3 separate regions of the Homo sapiens genome follow, and all the other regions are linked to region 1. A link is a loop called in an ENCODE intact Hi-C map of the cell type or tissue named here. Cell type or tissue: heart left ventricle. All regions are shown on one strand. Each heading gives the region's core, and the rest is flanking DNA. Links, peaks and the distances in the headings are about the cores only.

Region 1 (10,506 bases), core at 752-8,751:
CACCCTGGACTCTCCCCACTTCCTTCTGTTTACTCTTCTCCATAGCATTGATTACTCTTTGGCACAGTAAACATCTTACATGTTTGTTTTTTATTTGCCTCCACTCACCAGATCTCACACTTCACTAAGGAAGGGATTTTTGTCAGATCCGATCACTGCTGTACCATCAGTCACAAGAATTTACCTGGCATATAGTAGATGCTCAGATACTTGTTGGAAGGAAGGAAAGGAGGGAATGGAAAGGGAAAACAAACATATAAAAAAGGCAAAGTTGCATTTTTTGCCTAAGAGCTTCCAATTTTACATTGTTTAACCTTGTACTCTATGCAGAGCCTCTGCTCACACCCTTGAGTGCAGAGAGGCATTAGTGCAGGTATCTGTCACTCAGGACCGTCCAGTCAGGCTGTGTTCTTGAGATCAGGTAGAAAACAAGTGGCATAAAAGAGATGTGAGCATCAAAGGAAGAGGAGCCCACATTGCTAGGGTGACTGGAAAAGGCTGCAAGGAGGAGGTGACATTTGAGATGGTGTTTCTTGGGGTATTGGGAGTGCAAATGGGAGTATCTGCGTGAAAGTAGGGAAGGATGGGATGCGATTGGAGAATAGTAAATAGACTAAGTGAGCTTCAGCTCCTGGTGTGTGAGGGAACCCCAGACAAGAAAGCCAGAAGGGGAAACAAGCCCACGATGTCGGGGAAGTGTTCATGCTCATTCACAGGCAGTGGGAAGCCATAGCTGGCCTGGGGAGCCGAATGGCCAGGACCGTTTTGTGTCATAAGAAGGTCATCTGAGCAGATTTGAAGGATGGATGGGTGTGAGGGACTCTGAGGGGAGTGGATCCTTCAGGACTTCATTGCGTTCATTCCTTAGGGAGATACAGAGGGCCTAATTCAGAAGGAGGGAGAGCATTTAGATGTATTTCAGAAGCAGATTTAACAGGACTTGGAAACTGATGCATATTGGAGTGGGGACAAAGAGAGTCAACGAGTCAAAGCTGACCCAGACTTTGAGCCTCGGCATGGGAGAAGGGAAAAGGCATATAAGGAGGGAGAATTTGCAGAGGCCATGTGGATGCACCCACTGGTTCACCCTCATTTTGAGTAGGAAAGCCCTAGGACTAAGATGTTAAAGTAAGCAACTGTTCCCACTTTGTCCATCTTTTCTGTAATCTTTTAGAACACCTGAGACTTAGAGCTACACACAACAGGCTGTGCGGTGATGTGCTGGGCAACAGAACATCGATTTCGACGTCAAAAGACCTTCATAGTGCTTCCGAATTCTGACTTACCTTAGGCAAGTGCCTGAACCAATGGGTTCCTCAGTTTCTCCTTTCTGTTGGAATTGGGTAATGTTGATATTCACCAACCTGCTCTGCAGCATAAAAGTCTAATGGCAAACAAAGTTTGTTATGTACATTGAACTCCTGGCCTAAAAGGGACTGTGATGGAAACACAGTTGGTCCATCCACATAAAGTACTTATTATGTTAGGAGTGTAATTAAGGTCCTGCCGAGCTATTCATAAGGTAAGGTGGGGTGGAGGTGGGGTTATGTTGGATCAGGCCAGATTCCAGCTAATGGAATTACCCTCTCCCTGTGAGCCTTCCTCTGCTGCCCTTCTGGTTTCTTGTGCACCCCTCCCTTCTCGCTGTTGGCTCTCAGCAGCTCTGCTCTGTTCTATGCAGATGGTTTCACTCTTGCCAGCCTCTACCGGGCAAGAAGTGGCACTTGTGAGAGGAGACAAAGGCCACTAAGTGGGTCCAAGAGACACAGCTGCGCCGCTCCAGGACACGGGGACATGGCAGGGGCCTGAGTAAGGCAAGGTTATTATTTTTCCTTTCTCTACCATCCAAACACGAAGCTACCTGTGGCATCTAAATTGCAAAGGCTAAGCTTTGAGTCTGCGTTGGACCAATTGACTTGGGGTAATTGGGAAAAGAACAGGAAATTATAATGGGTTGAAGGTGGCCTGCAGAGCCCAGGCCCCATGTGAATGCAGTCGCTGCTGTGAAATGGAAGCTAAGAGTACAGTGCCTATTACTTTCCCACAAGATGCTAAGAAGTGAAGCTTTTTGCTCTTTGCTATGGAGATGGTGAAAGACTGGAGGCATTTTGTGCCCCTTTCCCTGAAAAGCAGGGCTCTAATCTGATGGGCAGAGTGGCTAAAAGGAGTTCATGTAGATTAAAGGAGAACCTGGGTCCAGGCTTTGCAGGGGGAGAAGCTGGTACAAGAGATGGCTGTGATCTATCCGGAAGCATCAGCACATTGACACAGCCTCCAGGCCCATGGTGTGACCCCCTCTGGTTTGTGAGCCAACATTCTTAGGATGAAAAGTTAGACAGGAGAGCTGGGAGGGCCTCCTTGAAGGCAGGCCTGGGGGACAGCCTGCCTAACCTGGAAAGCATTCCCTTGGGGTCATGGTGTCTGTCTGATCCTGCCAATTTGGAGAATCCTGTCATCTTCCTTCCTAGGGATTCTCATGCCAGGGTGATGAAGTTAAGGCCTGAAGTAGGTTAAATAAGAAAACTAAGTAGGAAGACAAAGCTTTGAATTAAAAATAGAGACCTGACCCATGTCTGACATTCACCTCCATGTGGAAAAGGAGAGGAAGATTTGGCATTCTATGTTTTTGTTTTGTTTTGTTTTGCTACTGGGATGGGTGACTTAATCATAGGGAAGGAAGGATGTCTGTATCTATATTTGGTTTCATTGTACCCTCCCTTCTGCCAGTCCTCACAAAATCATACAGTGAAGCATCCAATCCTTTTTCCAAACTCTCTTGAGAAGACCTCTCTCCCCAAGTGAGCTGTTGCCTTCACCTTTCCTTTCCCCTCAATTGCTTTGCAATCTCTTCTTTGAATCCCACTTCCCTGATGTTCACCCTTGAAGGTAAAAGCCACTATGGCTCAGGGCCCACTGCAGGGCACAAGATCAGTGATGCTGGGTGAATCTGGGAGCTTCATCTTCTGATAATAAGGGTCCACGCGCTTCGGATTCAATACGGCATGAGAGCTTCCCGGTGGCCAAGGCTGGTTTGGGGAGGGTGACATGAATTCCTCTAGCGGCTACATGGCAGCCTAGAGACTCCCTCCCTCATTTTTTCTTTTCCGATTAAATAGAAATGGCAGTGACTTGTGGAGTGATGTGGGAGAGAGGGGATGACCACCTTACAGACACTACAGGATGACGTAGAAATAATTTAGAGCCTGAAATACCAGGAGGCAATGACTTCGCCAAGAATCTGGTACATTTTCCTGTCCCTAGGAAAAATTGTGTACTTGTTGATTTCATAGGGAGAATGGGGAGGGACACAGTGCAAGCAGAGTGGGGAGATCAAATTGTAGAGTAGCAGAAACGTGACTACATTCAGCTCTCACTTTGGTATTTCCTCAGGCATGTCGGTGCAATAAGATGTCAGCACCATGACACTGTTATGGTGAGGTAAGGAGAGCCAGGGCAAGTTTTGTGGGTTCATGCAATCCATTTCTTGCTGGTAAATGTTTAGAAAGGATCTGCTAAGTTGTTTTCTTCATGTGAAGGTTTTATAGTAGTGACTAGATCAAAGTTATGAGGAAGGGTATGCTTCTGTCTGTATATTTGGTTCCATTATACCTTCGCTTCTGCGGCATCATTCTCATCACCGTATGTTACATTTTTCCTCTCCTAAATTTCTGCAATTATCCATGCCAATCATCATGAGAGTTGCATGGTACAATGGAGAGTGCACTGGACTTGGGAAACCTGGGGTCCACTTCTCACTGTGTGGCCTTGGAAAAGTCACTTCCCCTAGTTTCCTCATCTGTAACATGATGATAATGCTGCCTGCCTACCTACCTGTCAAGGCTGTGGTGAGACTCAAAAAGACCAATGTATAGAAGCGATTTCTCTTCCTGAGTCACCTGCCCTTTTCTATCTCTCCCCTCCCACATCCCCAAGTCTAGCATTTTCTGTACTTTTATATATGCCTGTGTCTCTTTTTCACTTCAATTCAGGTGTGGCTTTCCTAATCTGCTGTGAAGATACTCTTTCAAAATGAGTCTTCTGCAAGAGTATCCCCTTCTCTAAAGAGGATTTCATGCTTCCACCCCAGACTCAAAGGCTTCTCCACTGAAGCTGGCACCACATGCACAGGTAGCACTTTCCAGGATGAGTAATCAGACCTACATCCTTAAGGCTCTGCGAGACCAAATGCAGTGGGCACAAGTAGCCTCCCACTTGGGACAAACCCAAGTTTGTCGGGGCCATATATGGCTTTCCAAGACTTTGCCCAAGGAAGCACTGGCATGTATATTCCTGAGGGCAGGACTGCTGGTCTCTTTTGCAAGCTGCTAGATCTTTAACTCCTAGAACAATGCCTGGCACATAGCAGACATTGCATGCTCACTCAATAAATATTCGGATGAATGAGTGAATGCAAATGAGTAGAAGCAGTGGCAGACCTGCTCTTCCCCTAGAATTTTCTCATAGGTCCTGCGCCATAATCATCTCCACAGTCCCCACATAACCTTTGTGATCGTTGTTAACTTAGATCAGAACAGCTTTATCAAAATCTGCCAGTAGGTTTATCCTAAGAAAAAAGCTACACAGACAAAATAATGAAGATATCCTTTTTTCCTCCACTGCCACCACAACCAACAGAATAAATATAAAGCAGATAGATATACAAGCATCTACTTATATAAGTGATATTATTATTAAATGAGTTTTATAGAAAATAAATTATAAATTATATATTATGTAACTAATGTTATGTAACTATCATCCTCTCTATAAAGCTGTCAGGAAATATTCTTCTCATTATGTACAGGCTGCAAATTAATTAAGTCAATTCTTTTACCATTGTGATATAGCAATGAAAGCAAAGAAAAAGTCTGGCATTAGCGGTTGGTTACAGAATAAATACGCCAGTAGCTCATGCAGCCTTTTCTTAACCAGAATCATTGAAACGGATCCCATTCCTTAAAGGGGCATGCTCTCCCAGGCTTCATGAGGGGAGCCTGTGCAAACTTTTCCTTCATCTCACTTTGTGATCTGACAGCAGAGTTATAAAGAGAGTGTTCCAATATACCTGCCATGGTCCAGTTGAGGCAACTGACCAAAGCAAGAATTTGAGCAGGGAAAAGTTAAGGAATTGTTAACTGCATAATGGTTTTGTGAAAGGGTGAAAGAGAACCCTGAGTTGTAATGTGAGTAGCAACTACAGAGAATGACTTCCACTCTGGGATAGAGGGAACGTGAACAAGGAAGGGACTTTCTGCTGAGAGGGGAGCTCTGCAAGGCTGAGATTCAAGACTAAGACCATGGCAAGGGCATGGCTGCTGCACAAGAAAGAAACGGGCAGAAAGCCATCCTGGGATGGGGGAACTGCCCACGAGAGTTAGGGAGACGTCAGGAGCCAGATGCCCACAGAGGGGCTGGCTTGCTAACTGAACAAAACAAAACAAAAAACCTTTCATCCACCAGTCTCCCAGGCTCCCTCTGGCGCCCTCTATTGGCAGAGCCTAGCATAGAGAGGCTGGCAAAGGAGAGCTGTAGCTTACAGAGACCACCAGGATCACAAAGTAAGGCAAGAAGGACACGGGTGAATGTGGAAGCCCCAGATTAGTAACTGACACACCTCAAAGGACATATTGGGTAAATAATATTTCTGGGTTTCCTATATTCTTACTGTGAACCCTCTGTGCATTCCCTCTGGCTGTAGGTATTTGCACCAGCCTCTTTCCCTTCTCCTGGCCCTGATTCATTTTTGCTGGCATTAACTGAGACCACTTGTTTCTAGCCCTGGCTCCAGCTGAGCACCCCCCAAAGAGTTTTTACAAATTACTGAGTATTTAGCATCTGCAACTTCAAAATCTCCTTAGGTAACGCTAATATACAGCCAGAGTTGAAAACCTCTGGACTAGACGTTGACAAGAAATAAAGCTGCCTCAGAAATGACATTTTTAGGAGCACTGTGGCCTTCAAAGGCTCCATAACAGAAAAATTCTGGGTTAAGATAGATCTGTTCCACTGTGCAACTCCAAGCTGGCTAAGTAACATCACTGCACCTTGATTTCCTCCTTTGTAAAATGAGGAGTTGGGAGGGAAATACATTTTCCCCAGCGTTATTATAAACAGCAGATGTGACAATATATGTAAAATGTTTAGTGCAGTGCTGGCCATTATTAAGTATCCAATAGTTAATGTTTATGTTGACAGTGGTGGTGGTGATTCTCTCTTGCAAAGACCATTTCTTCATGACTTTCTCAGAATGGCTACCCAACGTGATACTCTGAACAAAGCAAAAACCCTCAAACACAAAGAGTTACAAAGGGACAAGATCTGCCAAGATTGGTGCCTAAGGGAGTATAAGGAACTAATTGTTGAGCATCAGAAAGGGGCAAGTCAATGATCAAGGTGTTGCTAGACAGAATGATACCACATTACATTTATCCTCAGCACTTTACAGTTTGCAGAATAGCTTCATGTTCATTGTCTAGTTTACTTTTTGCAGTAGATCTGTGAGGTGGTTTGAGTGATAAGAGCTTGGAAATGTGCATCACTGGTTTTGAACTGCTGATCTTTCACTTAATAGCTGTATGACTTTGAGCAAGTTGACAAATCTCTCCAAACCTCAATACTGTAATAACATTTGTAAAATGAGGTATTAAGAGGATCACATGAGATAATGAATGAAAGGGACTAGAATATGGTAGGTGCACATTAAATGATAGTTATTTTGGATGTAACTTGAAAGAAAAAAATTTCCTCTTCTCTGATAACTGAGAGGTTTCTTGGATAGGATAAATAATCACACTGTTGTGTGCAGTGGGATTAGAGAAAAATCTATACAAACATTAATTTCAAGAAAAGGCAAAAGAGAAAGAGAACAATCTTGACGTTCAAAGCTTTCGAGAGTGTGTATAGCTAAGCAGTGTAGACACCATGTAAGTAGCCCCATGGTAATGAGGTACTGAGGTCCCATCAATGACTAATAAAATAGCCCCCACATGGTGGCTGTTTTATTATTCATTTGAGGGACGTCAGTACCTAGACCGACAGCAGAAGGAAAAACAAAAAAATTGGCACTGCTTTTCTCTGAAAGAAGAAATACTATTTCTCTGGTATAAATACGGCTTTGAAGAGTCTATTGCTGCAGCTAGGAGAAGGGACCTGTGTACGTGGGTGTGTTGAGGGCCAGTGGTGGGAAAGGGGAAGTTACTGCAGACTCACTTGCTTCCTGAGGTGAGACAGGTCATAAGAAATGGTAGGGGCTGCCCCAAACTAGAGAGCAGATACTCTCTGGAGGCACACAAATCTGAATATTCAAAAAGCAGTGCCCGTCTCACAAAACCAGTTTCCTGACTGATTTTGAGGTCAGAATCAGTCTTCAGGACACCAGTTTTTGACCTTTGATTTAGAATCCCTTATTTGTGGAATAATACCAGAGGTGTCCACTGGTCAACCAGGAAAAAATATACCCCCTGCTCTCGTGGGCACATCTAAAAGAAGATTGGATGTGGAGGAGCAAAGCCCACCTTTTGTTGTCCTGATGAAGCCCCCTGTGATGTCAGACAATTATTCCGACTATGGGGCATGTGCTTGAGGGAACTACAGTGTCCTAGAGTTTGCCTGGAAGAGGGGAAGGGACTAATTTCCAGGCAAAGAACATCAATGTGGATAGGTTTCCCTAACTGAGGGGGTTAGAGAATCAAGACCCAGGCTATGTAGAGCTGAAAAAAAAGGTGCCTTTTTAGAAGATCATAGATTTTAAATTGAGGAGTAAGTCCAGGAATTATGGCCAATGAACCAACCTTGTGGAGTAAGTTTATAGTTTTGATTTTCTTCCCATAATCATGAGAATAGTCACATTTAAGGTCGATTCCAAGTTTAAATTTTATGTGTAGAATTTCCTTTACATAGAGGAGCTTTGCAGTATGTCTATATCTAGCCGTGTATGCTGGGGATAGGCAGAATTAGAGAACGAGGCTGTAATCATAAAATGGTGCTTCCGTTATGTCCATTCTTCAGCTCCAAATGGAAGAGGAAAGAGGTCCTGGAGTTCCAAAGGGTGACTGTCTGTGCTGTGAATAGTTGTCCATGGTGAGAGGAGAGTGACAACAAACAGCTGCCACATATAATGGGATTAGAAGTAAATAGGAGGCCCGCTTTCCCCAGATGCACATACATAGTGGTTCACATTCTGGCTGTATATTAAAATCACCTGGGCAAGTTTTCAACCCCTAACCCCTCCAGCCACCCAGGACAATTGAATGAGACTCTCTAGGGGATGAGACTCAGGCATCAGCATTTCAGAAATACTCAGATGACTCCACTATGTAAAACTGAGAACTACTGCTCCAGGTAACCTTTGATGGGGAGGGCAGATAGACCAACATCTGGGTTTCAAGATAAGAAAACGGAAGTCTAGATGATTTGATGCAGGCCACAAATGATAGCTTTGGCATAATTTTTTTGACAGGCCCTGCAGACTCTCAGAACCACTTTTCTGGTGGTCTCTTCCCATCTTCTTGGTCATTCCAGAATTCCACAAGAAATTTCTTTCAGAGGATCATTTATATTTTTGAAAGAATTAGTTTGCATTTGTAAAAGAATAGGGGAATAGAAATATTCAAATCAAGTGTTCAGGGTAGGTTCTACCTTCCTAGTGATGTATGCAGGGGAAGAGTGTCAATCCTGGGACAGCCAAGGAGGCTCATCTTTCCGGAACAGTTGGCTGATGGGGACACAACCGGGTGCTCCCTCAGCCTTTCATTAGACTGGTCTTACTGATAGTCCCTTGCAGTGGACTTCAGGGTGGCACAAGGGCATGTAGGACACAGGTGCTCTGAGCTAATCCATTTAAGAGATTCCAGGTGTGGGTGAGGCAGGCTGTATAAAGAACAGACACTTGGCATAGTCTCAGGAAGTTCTGGCACTCACCCTTGTCATTGGAGTCTTTGTTTTATTGAAGGTGTTGTGATCATGATCAAAGCTTTCATGATATCCTACTGGAGGTTCCCACCATAATCCAGATAAATACTCGCAAGCTTCCTTATTTAAAACTAGAGCCAAGATGGGCACAGTGGCTCACACCTGTAATCCTAGCATCATAGGAAGCCGAGGCAGGCAGATCACTTGAACCCAGGAGTTCAGAATCAGCCTGGACAACATGGTGAAACCCCGTCTCTACAAAAAATACAAAATCAGCCCAGTGTGGTGGTATGCACCAGTAGTACCCAGCTACACAGGAGGCGGAGGTGGTAGAATCACTTGAGCCTGGGAGGTCAAGGCTGCAGTGAGCCGTAATCATACCTCTCCACTCCAGCCTGGATGACAGAGCAAGACCCTCTTAAAAAACAAACAAACAAAAAAAAAACAAACAAAAAAACAAAAACAACAGAAAAATCAGAGCCAAGATTTCAAGTCTTGTCTTCCCCCTTTTTTTTTTAAACAAATCTCAGATTTTCAAATCAAACTTACTGTATAATTTTCAGATTATTGTTAAAGCAGTTCTGTTGTCCAAAAAAAATTTGGGGTTTAAGGAAGTATCTCCAGAAGTAAAGAGAATCACTATATCTGGGAAGAATCTGGCTTTATGTTAGAGCTTGCTACTTTCTGGAATGTTCAGGGAGAAACAAGAATTTTTGTTCAGTACAAAGGAAAGTACAAGAGAGACCCTCACAGATAATCTCTCTGAGACAGTAACTTCAAAGAGATAACAATACATTATCCTGGGAGATTCCTGGAACTAGGGATTAGCCCTGCTGGCTTCTAGCCAGGGCTGCCATACATGAGCTCACCCAGGCTCCTTGGCCATGAGACAGAGTTCTTCTAAATGGTCTCTAGAAGGTCCTTTCCAGTACTAGGACTATAGGAGGAGCATGTGGCTTTTAATAAAGTGATGTTGAAATGTGCCTCATGATTGGCATGTGAAAAGCTAAATATGTCTATGCTATTTTCTTACCAAGATAGCTAAGGGGGAGATACTATTATTTAACTTGGATAATTTAGCAATCAAGGTATAGAAAGAGAGATCATTTAGAATCCATATATAAAGCCAGTAACAGGACTGGGACTGGGAGTGGGGTGGGAAACAATCAGCAAAACAAGGGCTGGTTTGCTTTTCTGACACCTCCAAGCAATGGAAGTATGCATTAAAGAGTAAAACAATTACCAATTTACATTGTCTTCATTAATATTGGGAAGAACCAGCAAAATCCAACTGTGGGAACCTCTAAAGGATAAAGTGCTCTATTCCTTTAACAAGTATATGTCAAGAAAAAGTTAGAAAGCAAATCTTTAGATTTAAAATACATTTGAGAAATAGCAACTAATTGTATGGACCTTATGACTTATGGGAAAAAAACCCACCACCACCCCATAAAACAGTATTACATTTGAGACAATTAGTGAACACTGGATATTTCTTATCAAGGAATTATGGCTACCTTATGATGTCACAATGGTATTGTTAAACTAAAAAAGAGTCCTTAGTAAAAGAGATATATACTGTAATGTTTACAGATG
Region 2 (10,506 bases), core at 1,517-9,516, 170 kb before region 1:
TTTCCCTATGTATCCCAAAGCACTTAGTGTTTAAAGAAATGAAGTCAGAATTTTCTCAGGACTATAATTGGAGCAGCAAAGAAAAATAACTCAGAGAGCTGTAATGGAAGTGGAAAGAGGCCTCGCAGAAGTCCCTAGTGGTCCATGAAAAAGATGTCTAGACAATTAGAAGCCTCTAATATTCCTAACAACAACAGGTACTGAGTGATTACTATGTGACATGCACCTTGTGGAGTGCTTTATATGGATTATCTCATTTATGCTACACAACCACCCTGAGGGTGTTACTATCATGATATTGATTCTATAGATAAGGACACTGAGGCTTAGAGATCACACAGCTGATAGTCAATAGAATGGGAATGCGAACAGACCTCTGTGGCTTTCCAGAGCCCAAGCTCTTCAACATTATTCTAGTGTTTTTTTGAATCCTGGTCAGCCAAGTACCTTCGTAACTTTTGCCAAATTCAGCTGCCACCTGAGTAATTATTTATTAAATATCTGTTTAACTCACCCTGCCCCCCCTTAAAAAAAACATTTTATTAAAAGATAAAACAGAGATACAGAAAACTCCAGAAACACACATAGGGATGAATGGAGGCAAACACCTTGGTGATCACCAGCCGGGGCAAGAAACTGAACTTTGCTACCCACCTCTGAACCCTGTTCATGTGCCCTCTATCAATCAGAACCCCTCCCTTCTCCTACAAGCAACCACTCTTTTGATTTTTGGATATGTCATTTTAGTTTTTTCCCTTGCATTTCATTTTAGTTTTATTACCCCAATGTACATTTCTGAATCCTGTAGTTTAGAGTTGTTCCTTATAAAAATATATGTCTTTTAAGTATTTTTTGATCTACAGGATCTCCCTCTGTCTTTTTTACTTGCAATTTACTTGCTATAGATCTTGGCTGTTTGTCTTGTGGAGGTTTGCTCAGTCTGGATTTTGCTGATCGTATGCTCACAGTACAGTTCAACATGTTCTTCTGTCCTCCATATTTTCTGTAAATTAGCAATTGGATCCAGAGGCTTGATAGACACAGGCTCAATCCATTTGACAAAACTATTAAGTGTGGTTGAATTCTTTCAGTGAGAGGAGGCACGTAGTATCTGTCGACCTCAAAGCTTAAATCCATTCATTCATTAGCCATTCTACAGTGATGATATTCTAATTCTATTATTTCATTCTTTGCAAGTAACTAATTTCTTCTTACTACGATAAATTCATAGATTTAAACATATTTGAAGGATTTACATCTATTACAATTATTACATTTAATAAAACTCAAAATGTTCTATCTTTGGCCCACTGGAACTTACTTGGTTTGGCTCCTGAGTTCTTTTGCTATGACCCTAGTAGTGTTTGATAGTTTTCTTGCTATCTGGAATGAAAAATATTACAAGATTATCTTGTGATTTCCTGCCTCAGACTTAGAATCTACTATTTCTCCAAAAGCTCTGTTCCTCTAAGTGAAAAGTGATATTTTAAGACCATAATCTGGGCATTAAGGAGGTTTATTATTGCAGTATTGGTCATAGTTTGCAGGCATTTTCTGTGGATAGAGTTAGGAAATAAATAAATTCTGTTACATGTTTAAAAATATAAATTTACAAATATCACATGAATTCATACTGATACTTCCAATTCAAATTCAGGACTATAGAGTCTGCTTAACCTTGTCTATGTTACAGATCTCCTTTCTTCTACACTGATAATTTTGTTTCCTAAGGACATAGGAAATACCAGAATTAGAAAATCCCATGTTACTTATTTTCTTTTTCTCACATTACACATACACCAATCTCAGTGCAATAATGAGCGTGACTCTACTTTTGATGTTTGGCTGCAGACAGCTTTTAAGCCCTTTCTTCTGTCTTTTCCTCTTGCCTCTCTTCTGGGCAAACTGATAACAAAGCTTGCATACTCCCTCTCTTGACACTAGTGGAGAGTTCAAACCATGCAAGCCCCAGACCACACATGGGAATCCTCATCTCAGCCTCACCCCCAACCACAATAAAACTCCAAGCTAGTTCCCCCCCTTCCTTCCTCAGGACAGTTTTGGACCTGCTGGGAGCCTGCCTCGCATAGCACAGAAAGCCTCATGATGTAAGAAACCGTTTCATACCGATTTGATGTGTGTGTGGCAACACCCATCTCAACATTTGACCTATTAATTGGGAGGGGGATCCATCCCATCTCTAAAGGGTGACCTAAACACTTAATATAAATGTTACCATCAAAATAATTTCTAAGAGGGGTTGAAGTTGTTTTGTGTATGTACTCCCTGTTCTTGCCCCTTCATTTTTCTGTAGTTATATCTATATTGTCAGAGTTAAAGCCATTTCATACTCTATTTTTTCTTTTTCAGGACTTATTTAGTCATAGGCATTCAAGTAATTATATATTTACTATTCCAATCTGTGTACAGAAGTATCTCTAGACATTTTAGTGGTCTAAAATTTGTTTTGTAGATTTCTCAGGAAATGTTCATCAGAACAATATTCCCTGAGTTCTTGTATGTTGCTAAATATTCGTGCTCTAGTTAGAGCACTTAGAGGTTAGTTTTGTTTGATATGAAGTCTTTGGGTTATGTTTTCTTTCTTTGAGTGTATTATTAGTGTTTCTCCATTGTCTTCTACTAACTTAAAAACAAGTTAAAAAATAGATTTATTGAGATATAACATATGTGCAATAAAATCCATCAGTTTCCAGCTTCTTGAATGTATTGGAAAGGTTGCTTCATTATTGTGTCACTTTGTATGTTGTTTTATGTGAGAAGATGGAGGGTAACTTGGAATCCATTCATTGTAAGTGATATGGTCTTTTTGTCTGTCATACAGCATTGCTTGCAAAAAGTTGACAATCTAATTTTCTTTCCTTTACAAGTTATTTGCTTTTTCCGCCTACTTAATGCTCAAATAATTTTTTCTCTTTTAAAGTCAAGTAATTGTATGAATATGTGTTGTCTGTGGTTATGCTGAATTGCTATTTTCAGATATGCATTGTGTTCCTTTGATATGTAGTTAGTATTTTTTAATTACAGGGAAGGTTCCTTAGATTATAATTTATTTTGTATTTTTTATGTTCCCTTTGTTTGCTTTGGTTTCCTTCTTCAGGGATGCCTATTATCTGTGTGCTGTATTTTCTTTGTTTATTTTCAGTATTTCTCTCTTTATCTCATTTTTTTGTCTTTCTTCATTTCTGTTTTAAACATTCTCCTTATTTTCACTTTCTCTTGAAGAATTATCTGTTGTATTTATTCACCCATGTGTTCTTTCTTGTTTAGTTCTCATTTCTGAGATTTTTTTATGTGTAATTTTTTTCCTGTGTTCTGTGACCTGATTTCTAAGTTTTTTGTAGTTTTCATTTATGTTATTCTTTCATTTCCTTTTTCATGTTTTAAGTGTCTTTTAGTTAGTTTAGAAATAGTGGGTTACAAGTTTTTATCTGTTTATGGGCATGTTTTTCTGGAAAAGGTGTTATTCTGTTTTTTTATTCTTATTTTTTCTAATAATTACTTTGCGTGGGATTTAACCTCTGTCTTTTTCTCATACTCTTATTTATATAAAATTCATTTCCCAGAAATTTTAGAAAAAGCTGTGCTCGAGTCAAGATAGGTTTTCTAAATTCACAAAGCTCCCTCTTCTGTGCTTTTGTATAGTGTTAAAAAAAACAGCAGTTTGCTTTCTGAGGTCTCCTGGCTGTTAATGTTTTCTAATTTCATCTAGATATTTTTTTCCCTATTTGCTTCCATTCTGCTCAATTTTACTTCCATTCCAGGAGTTTATCTTTAGTTTGAGGTCCTCTCCTGGAAGGGATTCCTACCTAGCCAGTTTTGAGAATTTATAAAAGGTAGCCTTTTCAGTTCTCTTGGGATCTTACTGTAGTTCACTTGTACTCATCCATGATTAGGGAGGGGAAAATCACTCCTAGTTTTAGCTGTTGTTCTCAAATTGGTCTGCCAAGCTTTCTGATTAATGCTTGTGGTTATTTGGGGTTCTCCTCATGTTCTCCATTAATGTTTGGCTTTACTATCTATTTGTTTTCTTTTAGTGTGAAGATTCAGGAAGATTGAAACAACATGCTGTTGTCTTCTGATCCTCCCAGAATCTTTTACTAACCTTTCCTTTTAATTATATTTTTTTGGGGGTGGGGGAGAAAATTTGGTGTCTTGAGATAAAGTTTACTTGTAATAGAATTCACCAATGTTATGTTTCTTGAGTAATCTGAAATGCTGTTTCGCTGTTGAGTTAGTTTGTATATTGCTTTTGAGAAGTTGGAAGCTAATCTGGTATCTATTAATTTTAAATGACCACATCTTTTTGTCTGGAGTTCCAGATGTTTTAAAAAATTAAATTCAGTGTTTTAATAATTCTACTAGGTTTGTCCTAGTGCTAGCCATTTGGGGTCAAAATTTTCAAGGTACACCGTAGGTTTCTTCAATATATAAATTTAATTCTTTCCTATTTCTAGAAAGTTTTCTTGCATTATAGTTTTAAAATTTTATTCTGGTTTACTGTCTTGTTTTTCTTCTTTGAAGCCTCCATTACACACACATTGGGTCTTCCTTTATTATCTTCTACGTATCACTTTCTCTCTAATATCTTTTACCTAATTCTTTATTTTATTTTCATTTTCTTGGTTGTTTTCCCATCTCAATTTTATGTGATATATTAAAAAAATCTATTTTCACTTGAGTGCTTTCTAATCTAGTCTTCATTTCTGAGAAGACTGTCCTTTTTTTCGCTTTTCTTTCCCCAAGTTCAGCCGATTCTCATCTTATGTCATTTTCAGTTTTGCCAATTTCTATTACAAGTTTTAAATTTCTGGCTGAAGGGTACCTTTCTCCTACAAATGCTACTTTAATGATATTTAATTCATGTTGGAGCATTGTGTTACATACAGTTTTCCTCTGCTTCCTGGTTGATATTTCGGAAGGGTTTTTTTTTTTTTTAATGAGATGTTTTTATGTTCACTTTCCATTTTCTTCTTATATTAGCTTTGCTTGGATGTCTCCTGATATTTTCCATTTACATTAAAATGCCTTGGAATTTTTCCAGAGAAGCAACCACAGACGTTTATATAAAGGTGTGAGAGGAGATAAGTCTCTTTTCTTTTCTACAGTGCAGTATACTTTCTTGAATAAATGATCTCTCTTTGGGGAGAGGAAGGGTCCTGGTTTTCTGATTGTGTCTTCTATTACTTCAGTAGAAATTTTATTTTAAACTACTTCCTTCCTGCTTTCCCTTTACTCCCAAGCCACTCTAAAGGACACTACATCGGTCAGGGTCCAGTCAGAAAACTAAAGAATGCAACAGTGATTAGAAATGGAAAGCCTAATATAAAGAATTCTTAACTAGTAATAGTTGAAGATTTAAAAAGATTAAACAGGACTCTCAGAGATCGAAAAGTAGTATGTTCAAAAAAAAACCCAGCTACTACTTCTGGGCTGAGGGAAAGTGGCAGCAAAGAAACAAAGAACTTGGAAAAGCACCTTTATCCTCACAAGCCTGAGATTTAGACTTTTGTAAAGAGGAACATACAGCCTACCTATAATGACAAAGCTTGCTGGAAGGCCTGGGTCAAGTGGCGATCTAGTTGCCTGCTATAGCTGGAGCTGCTGTGGCTCATGGAAGCCACCAACAATCAGCTGCCAGGCAGGTAGAACGTTGAAGGCGCAGCTGGAGTTTCCAAGGAAGGAGCCCATTGCCTGTGTCACAAGTGGTCACTAGGTGGGGACAGAGTAGCCTGAGGGCACAGCCAGAGCTGGTTCATGAGGGCCACTAGGCTGCAATGATGAATAAAAAATGGCAGGCTAGAACCTGGAAGAGAAGTGTGTTCATGTGGTGATCACCTTGAAGTGTAATGTCAGCACCCTCTGTTGATAAAGCCTTGTGTGCCAGCTGGCAAAGGAGAAACGTCTATAGGGTCTGGCTTCAGTATTACAAAGCTGCATAGGAAAGGGTGGATTCAGAGCTGGGAGACAATAAGCTGATAAGTGGTACAGAGTCCTTCCTTTCCAGGTTGTCTTCTTCTCACCCAGAAACAGTGCCTTCCCAATGCTGCCACATTTGAAGCTATATCCTCTCAAGCACCCTTTTTTTCAATTCCCAGTTGTCGGTAGTCTTATTTACTGTCTCAGATATTTTCTCAGTATTTCTCAACTCAGGATGGGATCCTCTCTGGAGGTAAATTTGTATGTATGATGCCATCTCAAAAACATTGTACTCTCCCTTTCTTATTGTAACCCCTGACTCTGCTCTGGCATGAACTACAGTTGTGGCTCTGCTGGTTTCAGATGTGTATTTTCCCACTTATCTGAAAAATAAAGTTTGTACCTTTCTTTGTCTATTACTGTGCAAAAACACCACTTAAGTGGCATGTAGAAATAAGCATTCATTTCTTGGTTATCCATCTTCGGGTCTGCTGAGATTTGGCTGATCTAGGCTGGGCTTGGTTACAAACTGTGGGTTGGGTCCAAGTCTACAAGCCTCTCATCTTGCCCTTTTAGTGCCTACTCCATGCATGCTATATTCATAGCAAAAGACAAGAGTGTAAGAAAATAAGCCCCTCTATAGGAATACATTTCAAATATCTGTTTACAAAACATTCCATAGACCAAAGGCATATGACCAAGTTCAACAACGAGACAGAAAAGTGTTTTCCCCATAGAAGTTGGAAGAGACAGAAAGTGAATATTGGCTGAACAATAATTTGCCATAGATTTCCTTTCTATCTATAAATATCTACATACCTCCCATACTCAAAATATTCTCACTTCCATCCCAAGAGTTCTCAAAGTCTTATCAAATCATGGCATAACACTTGAAATCTAGGATCTTAGGATCTACATCAAATATGCGACTCCTCTTGATACATAGACTTTTGAACCGAGAAGGCAAGTTGTTATCTACCGCCACTCTGCACATATCCAAATATATAATGGTGGAAGAGAAACAGGTTAACTTCAGTAAAAATTCTTTGTTTTGTTTTTTTTTGTTTGTTTGTTTTTGAGACGGAGTTTCACTCTTGTTGCCCAGGCTGGAGTGCAATGGCGCGATCTCGGCTCACTGCAACCTCTGCCTCCCGGGTTCAAGCAATTCTCTTGCCTCAGCCTCCTGAGTAGCTGGGATTATAGGCATGCGCCACCATGCCCGGCTAATTTTGTATTTTTAGTAGAGACAGAGTTTCTCCATGTTGGTCAGGCTGGTCTGGAACTCCTGACGTCAGGTGATACACCCGCCTTAGCCTCCCCAAATTCTGGGATTACAGGCGTGAGCCATGGCTCTCGGCCTCAATAAACATTCTAATTTAAAAAGGGCAAGAACTGCCATCACATAGCACATAGATACTGGTTCTTAGAAATTATGAAATCCTGGTGGGCAAATACCAGATTCCACTACACTGGTGGTAAAAATGTTTCTTCATTAGGCTCTGGTGATGTCTGTGGAAGTAATCCTAAATCCATCATTCCTCACTGTTTTTGGCTCTACCCTTTGAAAGTTCCTTCTTGGTTTTTTATTTGATTTCTATCAACACCAGTGCCAAAAGTCACATACACATACTTTTTGATACATGTCTGTGTCTTTCTAGACTTAAATTGCAGCAAATTTGAACAAAATATGCTTTTATGGAATCATGTTCAAGCTTTCTAGTTGTCCCTTTATTTAGTTAAAAAGGTCTGCAGATGTTACCTTCATCTCTTTAGAGGTATAAGCAAGTATTATAGCCATACCTTTTATTTGATCTTTATCCTGAGTCATGTTTTATTGGAAGCACCCTGGGTTTGGCCTTTTCTCTGACTGAGGTTGTGGTCATAATGGCAACACCTTTGATTTATTAATTAGCACTTTTATTTTCCAAGCCTATAATATTCCTTTAAATATTGCTTGCAAACCAGTTAGTATTTTTCTGATTGAATCTCTTTCATGTAGTACCTTATCAAATGCAGCTACTAGCGATCAGCTCACACTTTCAATGATTTGCCTCAAAACTTCCTCAATCAACACTAATGTTTATTAGGTAAATATTCTGACTTGTAAGATATTGCAGGCCATATTTTCCCAAATCATTTGGCACTGCATAAGACAGATCGCTATTTTTCATTCTTATATGACAATCTCCTTATTGCAAACTTCTCAGCCCCCAAATTAATACCAAATAGTTTAAGTTTTATGGCAGCATCTCACTTCTGGTACTAATTTCTGTATCTGTCAGCCGTTGCTGCAAAACAAATAACCCTAAAACTCAGGTGCATAAAACAATAAACCTTCATCTTTCACTTACGTTTTTGCACGTTGACTGGGATTTAGCTCATCTAGCTCGTAAGGTTTGCTTACAAGCTCAGGTTGTACTTGGGTCCTCTTCAAATGTCTCTTATCCTTTATGAACCAGGTGCTAAATGAGGCATACCATACTCTTCTCATGGCAAAAGACAGGAGCACAAAAGAACTTGCTCAGCTATGCAGGCACATTTCAAGTTTTTGCCTGCATGAGTTCTCAATATGCCACTGGCCAAAGCAATTCACATCCCCACTCTTAATATCAGAGGTGATGGTTGAGATTCTTAGGGGGGAAGGAGAGAGTGAATAGTTGCTGAACATTAATCATTTAATATACTATAATCTGTCTCCTAGTTATGCTACTGTGGGCACAGGTTTTAGCTGTATTTGTTCCACTTGTCTATTTGGTTTTGGAGGGTGTATGAGAAATTTAGATTCAGGCAACTGCCATTATCTTATGGAAATGTAGAAGTTCTCTTTTTAAATCAACTTAAGCATTTCTTTTTTCTTTCTTTACTGGGCCCCAAGTAAAAATATCCCTAAATAAAAGATTTAATGTGTTAGATATATTTTTCTTTTTTTAGATTAAACAATCTTTATTTGAAAAATAGTACCTTACAATCCTAACATTATCTATCAAACTTCAATTAGAGCAATTTCAGGGTCAGCTGATGAACAGTAGCTCAACTAACAAGAGATCAGTCAGAAGTGCCTTAAAGGGAGCAGCACCGGCTGATGTTCTGCCGGGTCTCTGGGCATTTAGCACCCGGCTACCGGGAAAACAGAACCTGACAGGTGCTTGGACCCAAGCCCTCACATCATGACCCTCATGTCTCCTGGGGACCCTGGTGTCTCACAGTCCTCCTAGCACTTCTGGGGCCCTGTAGGCTGAGGGCCAAGCCTCAGGAGCCAAAGGGCCCCTCAGGAAAGGCTGGAACTTGGCCTCACAATCAGCTGGCTTCTGCCTGTTGTAGTCATTCTTTTCGGAGTGCCTGGAGCACTCTCTCAGTGGACACAGCAAGCAGCCATCCAGCCTATCTGGGCCGCTTTCTCATGGAAGAGGATTTCCCTCTGAAAACTGGAAGTCTCTTTCTTTAATTCCTGGGCCAAGTCTTGGGACATCTTGTAGCGGTCGCGGGTCTGACACACACGGTTCCAGTTGTTGTGGACCTTGCAAATTCTCTGGCCGAGATCCAGGCAGTAGGCGTCCTCCTCCGCGGGCTCCCGCTGAGGCCCCATCACATGTTCCTGGTGCAGTTCTTCTCCACTGTGCTGTGAAGCGTGTGGGATGTGCCTTGTATCGGTCACTGGGGGAAGCTCAAGAGGCTTGCTTTTTTGTGCTTTTTTCAGAAGTTCACTTAGATCCTGACGGGATGACCTGCTCATTTCATTTAGAACCCTCAAGCAGAGGGTTCGGAGCGATCAAGGACTGGCCTCCGGCATGGGCAACATGAGGCCACCACTGGCCTGAGGTGTTTGCTGGCCGCATCTTGGCTCTGGCCTTTCTGTGGACCTCACCCTGGACCAAATCCTTTTGGGTCGGCTCCTCCCTTCCTCTGCCTACATGTTTTTTTTGTTTTTTTTTTTTGAGACGGAGTCTTGCTCTGTCACCCAGGCTGGAGTGCAGTGGCACGATCTCGGCTCACTGCAAGCTCCGCCTCCCGGGTTCACGCCATTCTCCTGCCTCAGCCTCCCGAGTAGCTGGGACTACAGGCGCCCGCCACTATGCCCGGCTAACTTTTTGTATTTTTAGTAGAGACGGGGTTTCACCGTGGTCTCGATCTCCTGACCTCGTGATCTGCCCGCCTCCGCCTCCCAAAGTGCTGGAATTACAGGCGTGAGCCATCGCGCCCGGCCTTCTCCCCACATGTTGCCTCCTGACCGTAGAGGCCACCACAACAGTGCACGCCCAGATCACGCAGGGTATCCATAGATTTGCTGGCACTAGTCCCGGGCTTCTGTACATCACTAGGGCTGCTGCCCACAGGTGGGCCAGCAGCAGCTGAGTAGGCATGTCGTGGCAGGCAGCAGGCCCTCTGAGGCTCCTGGGGGCTTTGCAGTTCTACCTGCAGTTGCTAGTGGCTCGTGAGTCATGAACAAAGGCCCACCAACCGGATTAGACTGTCCATTGGACTGGGGGAAGGGGAAGCACCCCATCCCGTGTTCTAGAAAACTGTGTCCTTGATTTTGCTGGGCAAATAGAAAGTGTCATTACTTATATG
Region 3 (10,506 bases), core at 1,726-9,725, 280 kb before region 1:
CTCCTATAGCTTATTGAATATGTATACTTAGCCAATTCATTTAGCACAAATTCCTTCTTATCCTTCCCTCCCTTGGAGCATTTGCTCTGGGCTTCTGCTGAAGTCTACACTTCCCAGACTGCAGGATGGCTAGGCTGCCCCCTTTTTTTTTTTTAAATTTTACTTTAAGTTCTGGGATACATGTGCAGAACATGCAGGTTTGTTACATAGGTATACATGTGCCATGGTGGTTTGCTGCATCTATCAACCCATCATTTAGATTTTAAGCCCCACATGCATTAGGTATTTGTCCTAATGCTCTCCCTCCACTTGCCCCCACCACCACCCCAACAGGTGCTGGTGTGTGTTGTTCCGCTCCCTGTGTCCCTGTGTTCTCATTGTTCAACTCCCACTTATTAGTGAGAACATGCGGTGTTTGGTTTTCTGTTCCTGTGTTAGTGTGCTGAGAATGATGGCTTCCTGCTACATCCATGTCCCTGCAAAGGATATGAACTCATTCTTTTTTATGACTGCATAGTATTCCATGGTGTATATGTGCCACATTTTCTTTATCCAGCCTATCATTGATGGGCATTTGGGTTGGCTCCAAGTCTTTGCTATTGTAAACTGCAGGCTGCACTTTTTATGAGAGATAAAGCTCTCCTCTCTAAATTCATGAACCTCATGATTCTTCCATTCACAGAACCTATAGGAGATAGATAGATAGGTATGAGAGGTTATTTACGAGGGGAATTGGCTCATGTGATTATGGAAGCCTAGAAGTGTCATAACAGGCTATCTGCAAGCTGGAGACCCTGGGGTGCCAGTAGCATGGTTCAAACCAAGTCCCAAAGCTTCAGAACCAGGGAAGCCAGTGATGTCACTCTCAGTCTGAGGCTGAAGGCCTGAGAACCTGGGTGACTGCTAGTGTAAGTCATGGAGTCCCAGTGCTGAAGAGTCTGGCGCTGTGCTGTCTTCAGGCAGGAGGAAGAGAGTGTCCCAGCTCCAGGAGAGACAGAGAGGAAATCCTTTCTCTCATTCTTTGTCCTATCCTGGCCTCCAGCTGACTGGATGGTGTCTGCCCACACTGAGCAGGTCTTCCCTCCTCAGTCCACTGACTCACCTGCTAATCTCTGGAAACACCCTCACAGACACACCAAGAAGGAATGCTTGACCAGTTCTCCAGGCATTCCTTAATCTAGCCAAGTTGACATCTAAAAGTAACCATCACAGTGTATAATGTATTTAGATGTTTGTTTATTTTCTGCCTCTTCCACTAAATTGTAAGATCCAGGATAACAATGACTTGGTACCCCCAGCACTTAGAACTAAACTTTGCTTGGAACAGAGGCCACCAATAAAACATGGCTAGAGAGAAGAATGAAGGAAGGAATGATTACCAGCAGCAATAGAGACTAATGCTTCTTCTAGGGCTGGGGAGAAGAAGGCTCCCCACAATCACTTTTTTTTTAGCATCTTGTGCCCACCCACATGGCCAAAGGATTAACATGTACTGATGAACTTAATGCCTCAATTCGTTGCCAGGCACTGAATCATTCACTGTGAATGGTTCCAATTAAGGTTTACCCTTAGACTAGGAGTGGGGTCTATTCAACCTAAACACCTGGGCTGTTACACAGCAGGAATAGCGGACAGGTCAGAATGGATGTTGAGAGGCAACTCCATTTCCCGCTACAAGAGTTCAGAGGCGGTCTATCAGAAATAATGAGCTTCAAACTGGGCATTGCGTTCCAACTTGCACATGATAAGTGGTCACCATACAAAGTCAGTGACAGAATACATACCTCCCCAAGCCTCGCTCCTCCCTCCTTCTTCCAGCTAAATCCTTTGGTCTAAAACATACAGTTTGTTATTCTGCAAAATAAATAAAAAGGATACACTGTCACACAGTTGCTTTGAATGGGATGAAAAAAATGAATGAACAAACCAATGGTTAAAATTCTGTACAAATGGACTGCACACCAAATGGGAACAGGCATGATGCAGAACACCTGAGTAGCTGGGGTTACGGGCATGCACCACCGTGCCAGCCTGGATTTTTGTATTTTTAGTAGATATGGGGTTTCACTATGTTGGCCAGGCTGGTCTTGAACTCCTGGCCTCAAGTGATCTGCCCGCCTCCCAAAGTGCTGGGATTACAAGCATGAGCCACTGCGCCCAGCCAGCAGATTGCCTTTGGACTTGAACTCCAACTCTTCCTGGTTTCCAGTCTGCTGGCCTACTCTGCAGACTTTGGACTTTCCAAGCTTCCACAATCACGTGAGCCAATTTCTTAAAATCTCTCTCTCTCTCTATCTCCCCACACCTATCCTGTTGGTTCCATTTTTCTGGAGAACCTTAACTGACACAGATTATCCCCTGGGGTACTGATGATAAAATTGTGGCAAAAAACAATATGTTGTCCGGGAGCCTATGTTGTTTTCTAACAGTAGCAGTTGTGCACACCTCGGCCATGGTGACAGATAAAACTTGTGCATCTTCCAACTGATAACTGTTACTACTGGTCCTGGAGACTCATTACTTTAGGGAACTATAAGCAGTTTATGCATTTTCAAAACCACTGGGGTGGTCAAACAGACTAGAAAGATCATATTCCTAGGATCTATTTATGGGAGCAAGCATAGAGTGATCAGGCCAGGCAATAAGACCAGGCACCAGAGCAAGATTCAATAAACTGACTGGACTATGATTCAACTGAATCATTGTTTCTGGAGTCTCTGTGCCTTTGTACATGCTGTTCCCTCTGCCTAGAAGAGTCCTACTTTCACTATGTATTAGTCAGGGTTCTCCAGGAAAACAGACCAATGGGATATGTATATATCCAGAAATAGATTTATTTTAAGGAATAGGTTCATGCAATTATGTCAAGTCCAAAATCTGCAGGATGGGCCAGCAGGCTGGACACCCAGGGCAGAGCCAATGTTGCAGTTCATTTCTGAAGGCCATCTGCTGGCAGGATTCCTTCCGGCTCAGGGAGATCAGTCTTTTGCTCTATTCAGATAATTGAGTGAGGCCCACCCACATTAAGGAGGGCAATTTGCTTTACTCAAAGTCCATCTATTTAAATGTCAATCTCATCTGAAAACACCCTTACAGAAACATCCAGAAGATTGTTTGACCGAATATCTGGGCACTGTGGCCCAGCCACACTGACACATAAAATTAACCATCACCTATTGTTTGCTGGGAATTTCTCCCCATTCTTTAAGGTTCAGTTGAAACATCTTGGCAACATCAAGCTGCTTCTTCATTCCACCGCTCGGCCTCAGGACATTCTTATATTTGAATCCCTGTCCCACAGTACTGTAATGATTTACTCACATGCCTGTGGTCTCTCCTAGACAGTGAGCTTCCAATGGCATGGACCATGGGTCTACTGGAGACAATATTGCAAGATGATATTCTAGACTCTACCCAATGCCTAGCATACAGAGTTGTTCAATGCAATTCATAGAAGAAGGTGATAAATTAATGGAGGGGAATCAGGAGCTAGAAATAATAGCAGCATTGAGTTATTTGATCTCCAAATAATGAGCTTCTTCTCCTCTCCACCCCCCGACAAATATTTGTTGCTTCGGAGATGCAACAGAGCTAGCGGATCTACCTGGTCACTCTGTCCCAAGAACACATGTACACACATACCCATATTCATTATGACAGACCATGAAATGATTTGCCAAGTCAGCCTCTTGCTAAATACCTGAACTTGGGCATGATGCTTACATTCCAAAAGCTTGTTTTCTTTTAAAATCAATCATATGAGAACAACAATAATAATACCTATAGCACAGTGTTGTTAGAAAAATTAAGTGCCTATCATATAGTGGGTCCTTAGTAAAAGTTGATCCTCTTCCCTTAACCATGTTTGTTTTTATTTTTGAGACAGGGTCTTGCTCTGTTGCCAAGGCTGGAGTGCAGTGGTGTGATCTCATCTCACTGCAACCTCCACCTACCGGGTTCAAATGATTCTCATGCCTCAGCCTCCTGAGCAGCTGGGATTACAGGTGCCCACCATGACACCTGGCTAATTTTTGTATTTTTAATAGAAACAGGGTTTCACCATGTTGGTCAGGCTGTTCTGGAACTCCTGACCTCAAGTGATCCTCCCGCCTTGGACTCCTGAAGTGCTGAGATTACAGGCATGAGCCACCGTGCCTGGTCCCCTTGACCATGTTTGAGTTAACATCTAGTATATCGTGCATTAACTATTGAAAGTAACAAAGAACGTGTCAGTGAGTTCCAAAGATACTCTTAATGTCTCTTGATGACCTGGCCTTCTTATTTGTCTTCTTTCACTTTTTGACCAAAAGGAAGAACATAGATTGTGTAGGCAGTGGTCCCACACGAAAGAAGGAGAAGATAACTGGTGTGTGCACTATTTTATACTTTATTGAAATCAGTGATTCTTAATCTTGTCAGGAACACAGGCACTTTTGAGGATCTGAAGATAGCTAAGGACTCTTTCCCCAGAAAAATGCATATAAATGTGACACTTTGCATATAATCCTAAGATGTTCATGGACCCCACACACTCAAGGTTAAGAATCCTGAATCAAAATCTCCTCATTTGCTGCCTGTCCCTTGCTTCACATGTTCTGTCTCTCTCTATATATAGATACACACACATGCTCTCTGTTTCTCTCTCTGTATGCGCACAATGTTTCTCTATCTCTCTCTATTTCTGTTTCTCTTCCACATCTATATATTCATTCATCTGCTTAACTCACATGTTTAGGATTAGGATAAAGCTTATGGATGGCTAGGTGGATGGATAGAAAAGTCGAGGACCAGAAGGAGCTGTGGAAAGAAACACTTTAGACAAATTTAACAGAGTTTAATTGGGCAAAGAAAGATTCGTGAATTGGGCAGCTCTCAGAACCAGAATAGGTTCAGAGCGACTCCCGGTATTCACAGAAAAAGGAAAGTGCCATACAACGGAAGTGAGGACAGAAACAGCTGGATTGGCTACAGCTGGGCATTTGCCTTATTTGAACCTGCTTTGAACAGTTGGCTGCCTGTGGTTGGCTGAGACTTAGTTACCTCTTACAAGAGTAGGTTACAGTGTGTTTACGTATGCACATCAAGTTAGGTTACAGTTCATTATGTACAAAGAATGGCTCCTTTTGTAATTATTATTGTTGCTTTCACATGATTGATTTTAAAAGAAAACAAGCTTTCAGAATGTAAGAATCATGCCCAAGTTCAGGCAATTAGCAAGGGGCTGCCACACAAGTCAAAGGCAAATTTAGGCCAAACTTAAAATATGTACAGAGACAGCTTTAGGCCAAACTTAATTTAACAGAGCTGTGGAGTTAGAATGGTTCGTTTATTTTCACAGATATGTCACCTTGGAGATGTTAATCTATTATAAGTCAGAGTATAGTAATGGGTAAACTCACCTCCTGGGGCCATTTAGACAGCTTCACATATTCTGTGCAAGCTTGGACCGGACTATTAATTCTGTCTGTATCTCAGTTTCCCTAACTTTAAAATGGGGATAACAGTAGTTCCACCATCTTGAGCTGTAAGGATTAAATAAACTAAGACATATACAGATTTTAAAATCATGTATTTTAGTAAGCGTTCAGTAACTGTTAGCTTGCATTTTATTTTGATGACTTAAAATCACTTGTACTATAATTAGTTAGATACAAAGGACAGCATTCTACAAATAATAAATTCAACACCACTAAGAGAAAAATTTCACTAGAAATGTCTTTTCAGAAAAAAAGCACTTCCCTTAGGTGATTTACTCTTCAGTAGGGATTTTAAGTTAACAGGGTAGCTGGGATACCAGTCTTGATTTTTTTTTTTTTTCCTGGGAGCCAGTGAAAAAGGAATCCATTGTCTATAACATGTCTTTTCTATAATAACAAGACCTTCTCACTGGGAGAGGAACCCAAGTCTACTTCTAGACATCACTAGCAGGGTTTTTGTCTTTTTGTGTCTTTTACTTAGGAAGGGCCTCTAATTATTTTTATACCAAGGCAAAAGGTTTACTATTATATAAAATTATAAAGCTGACACTTTCTCACGAAAGGTTACTTAAAAGAAAAAAAAGATGAAAAAAGAAGTGTAAACGTGCAGTCATCACTGCTAACACTTCACATTTCTAAGGCAAAAAACTGTCTAAGATTGAATTTATTTTCCCTAATTTATAGGTCTTGTTTATCTTCGGCCCTTCACTCTTCTCTTACAATGTTCGCCTTGTTGTTTTTTTTTTTTTTGAATATAAAATATAAACCACTGCAGAACTGCGGCAGAATTACCCAGCAAGTGCAGTGTTACCAGTGGGGGAGGAGCCATCTATCCTAGGCCAGCTCCTGGCACCCCCTTGCCTCGCCGGGAGGAGGAAGGTGCAGCTGAGCCTGCGTCCAGCAGATGGCGCTGCCTGCAAAACCTGGAAGGGTAGGGGAAGTCAGGGCAGGGAAGCAGGGAGCTGAGTCACGGGACAAAGGGAGAGGAGGCGGCAGGGAGGAGAAGGGGAGGGAGGACCCGAACGGTGGCAGTGGTCGGAGTTCTGATGGTTGCAAAAGTGTGAAATGTTAATTTTGAAGTGAACATAATTTCATTCTAATTGTAATTAAGGTGGGAGGAGACACCCGCTTTCTGTCTTAAGTGCATTCAGACTTGTTTGGGAACGTCAAAAAACTCGAGGAGCCAGAGCTCCCAGTAGCTATTTGCATAAGAATGGAGGATCCTCCAGGGAGGAATTCATCCCATGGGAAGATGGAGCTGCTACCGAGCTAGACCAGGAGCAGCTGGGGCCTGGATCACTGAGTGCTCATTGTGCGAATAGCCAGGAAGTGGCTCATGACCCCCTGGAACACAGCTCTGCATCTTGCAGGGGAGAGAGGGGAATCTGTATAAAAACTGTAAGCGATGTTTTACTAAAAATCCCAAAAAAGCACCTAGGTAGAAGCCTCTCAGCCTTGGGGCTCTTCCAGCGGAGTGTAGCACCAGAGGCCCTCCTAGAGCTGGCCCAGGCTGCCTGGGACTGTGGGGACGTTGCTAACGGTGGTGGTCATCATTGCACACCCAGAACTGATTTCCTGCCTGGCCCTGTGCCAAGTACTTTACCTTCATCAACTCATTTAGGTTTCAAAATAAATCTAGGAAGTAGATTCTATTTTCAGTCTCAAAATTTTACTGAAGAGGAAACTGAGGCTGACTTAACTTGTGGACAGAGCTAAGCAGTTGTTGGAAGCCAAGTGGGCCTGGTCCCAGGACACATGGCTGCCGCCCTCCTTGCCTTCCGTGCCTATTTAGGCTCTGGGAGCAACCAGGCGTGCCCATATTATTCACCCAGAGGACTGGGTGAGGTTGTGGTGGAGGGTGCTGAGCAATTCTACCTGGCTTTGCCATGAGGTCTTTGAGGTGCTCCTGGACTTGAGATAAACCTTGGGGATCTGGGTTTTGGAAACGCATCAGGTATCAGGCAGGGACCCAGAAGGAAGAAAGCAGTTAAGAGCTGTGGAGGGTAAGGTGTGCTCAGAGGCAAGAGAGGCCAGTCTGAGCTGGTGGAGGGGGCGCAGCATGAACCTGGGCAGGAGGAGTGGGAACTGGCAGGCTGGAATAACCTGGCACCCATGTTGGCACACTTGGGCACAAAGAGAACACAGTGGAGGGAGGAGAAGGTGACCTTCACTGCCCCGGGGCCCCTGAGGCCTTTGAGTTCTTCCGTCGTGGGCTCACTTGCCAAGCTTTGAGCTCTTGGTGCTGACCAAGAAGGCACAAATTGTTTATGGGCCTTGGTCAACGCCACGTGAAGATGGTATCAGAAATGAAAAAAAAATTTTTTAAAGAAGGTTGCAAAGAAACTAACATTATTGTCAATTCTCAATTATCTGTGAGGGATAAGGTTAATTGAAACACACAGATTTCAATAGCTAATAGCTTTTCTTTCTTTTGCAACCCATCTTTTACTACAGCTTCCAGAAAAAATAGCCAAAATGACTAATCAGATTTTCACACTGACTCCTTCATATCCCCCATCTGAAGTGCTGATAAGCAGTGAAATAGCCTCAGTGTGGACGCAGGAGGGAGAGGAAGGAAAAGCAGAGGTCTGGGGAACTCCCTGCCTGGAAGTGAATTTCCTAAGAAACCCAGAGCTGAGGACCAGGATATGAGGGGGAGATCTGGGCACAACAGTTGCAGCTGTCACTGAACCTCAAAGCCTCAAGGGCACCCCATAAAGCCGAATATCTTCGGAGGTGTGAAAAACAGCCTATTGAGGGGGCTTAAGGGGGAACATAGGTATACAACTGGGGTGGGCTGAACTGAGCACCAGTGAAAGAGGGAAATAAATTCAGTGACAAACTCCATGCCTCATATCATTCCTCTTCCCCTTTGTTCCTCAGGACAGTGGCTCTTGTCTGGCAAATATTTATCTAATATCTGAATTATTGGTGATGTCATGCATGCCCTTGTGTCTTAGAACATACTGTGATTTAGAACTGAAATCCTTTATCGTCCCCATTTCTGCTAAGCTGGATCTATTCTTGATGTAAAGATTTGGGATCTTGGGAAGAACATTTATATCTGAGAGGAAGGGCCTGGTGTGTAATCTCAGAAACACCCCTCCCTTTTCTTATAAGCAGGGGAAATGGGTTTTGGCTAAATAAAGGGGTTGTAAGTGAGGGTGACTGGGCAAGGGGCTGGGGACAGGGAGGGCAAGTGTTTCCCACCTTTCTTGATGGTAGGGGCTTGCCAGAGATGGAGGCAGTTGCTCCAGGGCAGGAAGAGGCAGTCTGCAGCTGGGGGAGATTAAGAAAGAGAGTGAAGCCAAGACTGCCTGGCCAGGAGAATGAGAGGCAGGGGGAGGGATGGGCTCTGTGTGGCTATAGCCTATGTTTAAACCCCTGTCTGCTGTTCAGACAGCAGCTGCCCAGAGAGAAGGCGCCACAGCCTCCCTCCTTCCTCTTGTAGCACATCGCCTGTTCTTCCTTGGCCTATGACTTTCTCACCTCTGAAAGCTGTTGCTCTGGCCTTACAGCCCAAGAGCCCAGGAGCAGTGCCCTGACCACTGCTGCGTGGTACCTCACCAGACATGCCCTTGGAGCCAAACCAAATGGGGAGTCCCAGAGCCTGCTGGGGCCGGTTGCCTGGGGCTGCATATCACCGTATATCAAAGCCGAGGAAAGAGGGTGACACCCTCAGGGGAGAGAATTCTTGAGGGCAAGCACCCACAAATGCTATTTCCATACTCTTGGTAAAACCCCCTCTTACTATTATGGGATGTGGGCAACTATGATGAAGATGAGGAGGGGGAGTTGGGCAGGAAATTTGAGCACTGTTATAATATAGAGAGGGGATTTCTATGAATTGTGAGAAAGTTTACTCTCCTGTGAGTGTGTGAGCCATTGTGCTGCTTATCTTTCTTGTGAAGTCAATAAAACTCCCTGGGATTCTATAAGCAGATGTTATCTCTGGCCATGACTTTGCTGGTCCTGAGGAGGCAAGACTTTTGAATCGCAGGGTGGGAAGTCTCAGTAGTGGTGCTGTGTTCCTGGAAAAGCAGGACTCGCAGATGGGAACGGCTTATATCCCAAGTTGTCAGGGCCTTTGGGGTTTGTCTTCCACTCCAGGAAGGGCTAGGTATGTTATTATTTGGCCGCTAATGATGCGGTCTTGGGAAAGCCACATCACCATCCCGACTTGAGCTTCTTCATCTGAAAAATGAGAGGGTTGCATACATAGTGTCAAAGGTGATCATTCACCTCTAATAGGCTTTTATTGTAAGTCTTTGGACAAACAGCTTACCTCTCTGACTCTATGTCCTTATCTACAAACGGGGATAATAATATCCACCCTTACCTTCTAATCTATGTGAAAGCACTTAGCGCTCTGGGAAGGAAAAAGCATTATTTAAATCCAGGGTAGAATTATTATTATATTCTATTTGTTCTCTCCTAGTCATTCATCATTGCTCTGCTCTACAATTATGCCCTGGGGTGAGTTATGTGAATAAACAGTCACACCTGGCAAGTTTCTTGGGAGGCTGAGCATTCTGATCGTGCTGGGGGGAAAGACACCAAAATTCTTTTATTTAGTTATTTTAGTGTGCAACTTGCTATCTATTTAGTATATAAGCCAGAACTGGAATACATTACTTTCATGCGCGTCCGTGTGAAGAGACCACCAAACAAGCTTTGTGTGAGCAATAAAGCTTTTAATCACCTGGGTGCAGGCGGGCTGAGTCCAAAAAGAGAGTCAGCGAAGGGAGATGGGGTTTTATAGGATTTGGGTAGGTAAAGGAAGGAGGGGGGTTGTTCTTTGGTGGGCAGGAGTGGGGGTCACAAGGTGCTCAGTAGGGGAACTTTTGAGGCAGGATGAGCCAGGAGAAGGAATTTCACAAGACAATGTCATCAGTTAAGGTAAGAACAGGCCATTTTCACTTCTTTTGTGGTGGAATGTCATCAGTTAAGGCAGGAACTGGCCATCTGGATGTGTACGTGCAGGTCACGGGGATATGATGGCTTAGCTTGGGCTCAGAGGCCTGACATT

Evidence for each region. A loop is a pair of places that touch in the nucleus more often than their neighbours do. Peaks named below come from ENCODE experiments on the same cell type or tissue, not always from the same donor. Only the 100,000 strongest peaks of a DNase experiment are listed, where the experiment ranks them.
Region 2: it touches region 1 in a loop (8-fold over the local background); 57 of 110 quality-filtered maps call a loop at or near these places.
Region 3: it touches region 1 in a loop (4-fold over the local background); 12 of 110 quality-filtered maps call a loop at or near these places.

The regions. Positions count from the first base shown.
Region 1 is chr12:13,529,483-13,539,988 of GRCh38, forward strand. It overlaps GRIN2B (glutamate ionotropic receptor NMDA type subunit 2B), which reads right to left. Exons shown (of 14, transcript NM_000834.5): 14 at 7,855-10,506. Among named protein-coding and RNA genes, the nearest start is that of LINC01559, 160 kb to the left of the region's middle. RefSeq lists a silencer at 4,193-4,487. In heart left ventricle, for the core only: a CTCF peak has its summit at 5,487 (motif pointing left); a DNase peak (open chromatin) is centred at 5,479; H3K4me3 peaks cover 653 bases; H3K27ac peaks cover 256 bases.
Region 2 is chr12:13,356,697-13,367,202 of GRCh38, forward strand. No RefSeq gene overlaps it. Among named protein-coding and RNA genes, the nearest start is that of LINC01559, 15 kb to the right of the region's middle. RefSeq lists an enhancer at 5,794-5,893. In heart left ventricle, for the core only: a CTCF peak has its summit at 5,750 (motif pointing right); DNase peaks (open chromatin) are centred at 5,735 and 9,503; H3K27me3 peaks cover 1,358 bases.
Region 3 is chr12:13,249,525-13,260,030 of GRCh38, forward strand. No RefSeq gene overlaps it. Among named protein-coding and RNA genes, the nearest start is that of EMP1, 58 kb to the left of the region's middle. RefSeq lists enhancers at 6,231-6,525, 7,245-8,111. In heart left ventricle, for the core only: a CTCF peak has its summit at 6,376 (motif pointing right); a DNase peak (open chromatin) is centred at 6,387; H3K4me3 peaks cover 635 bases.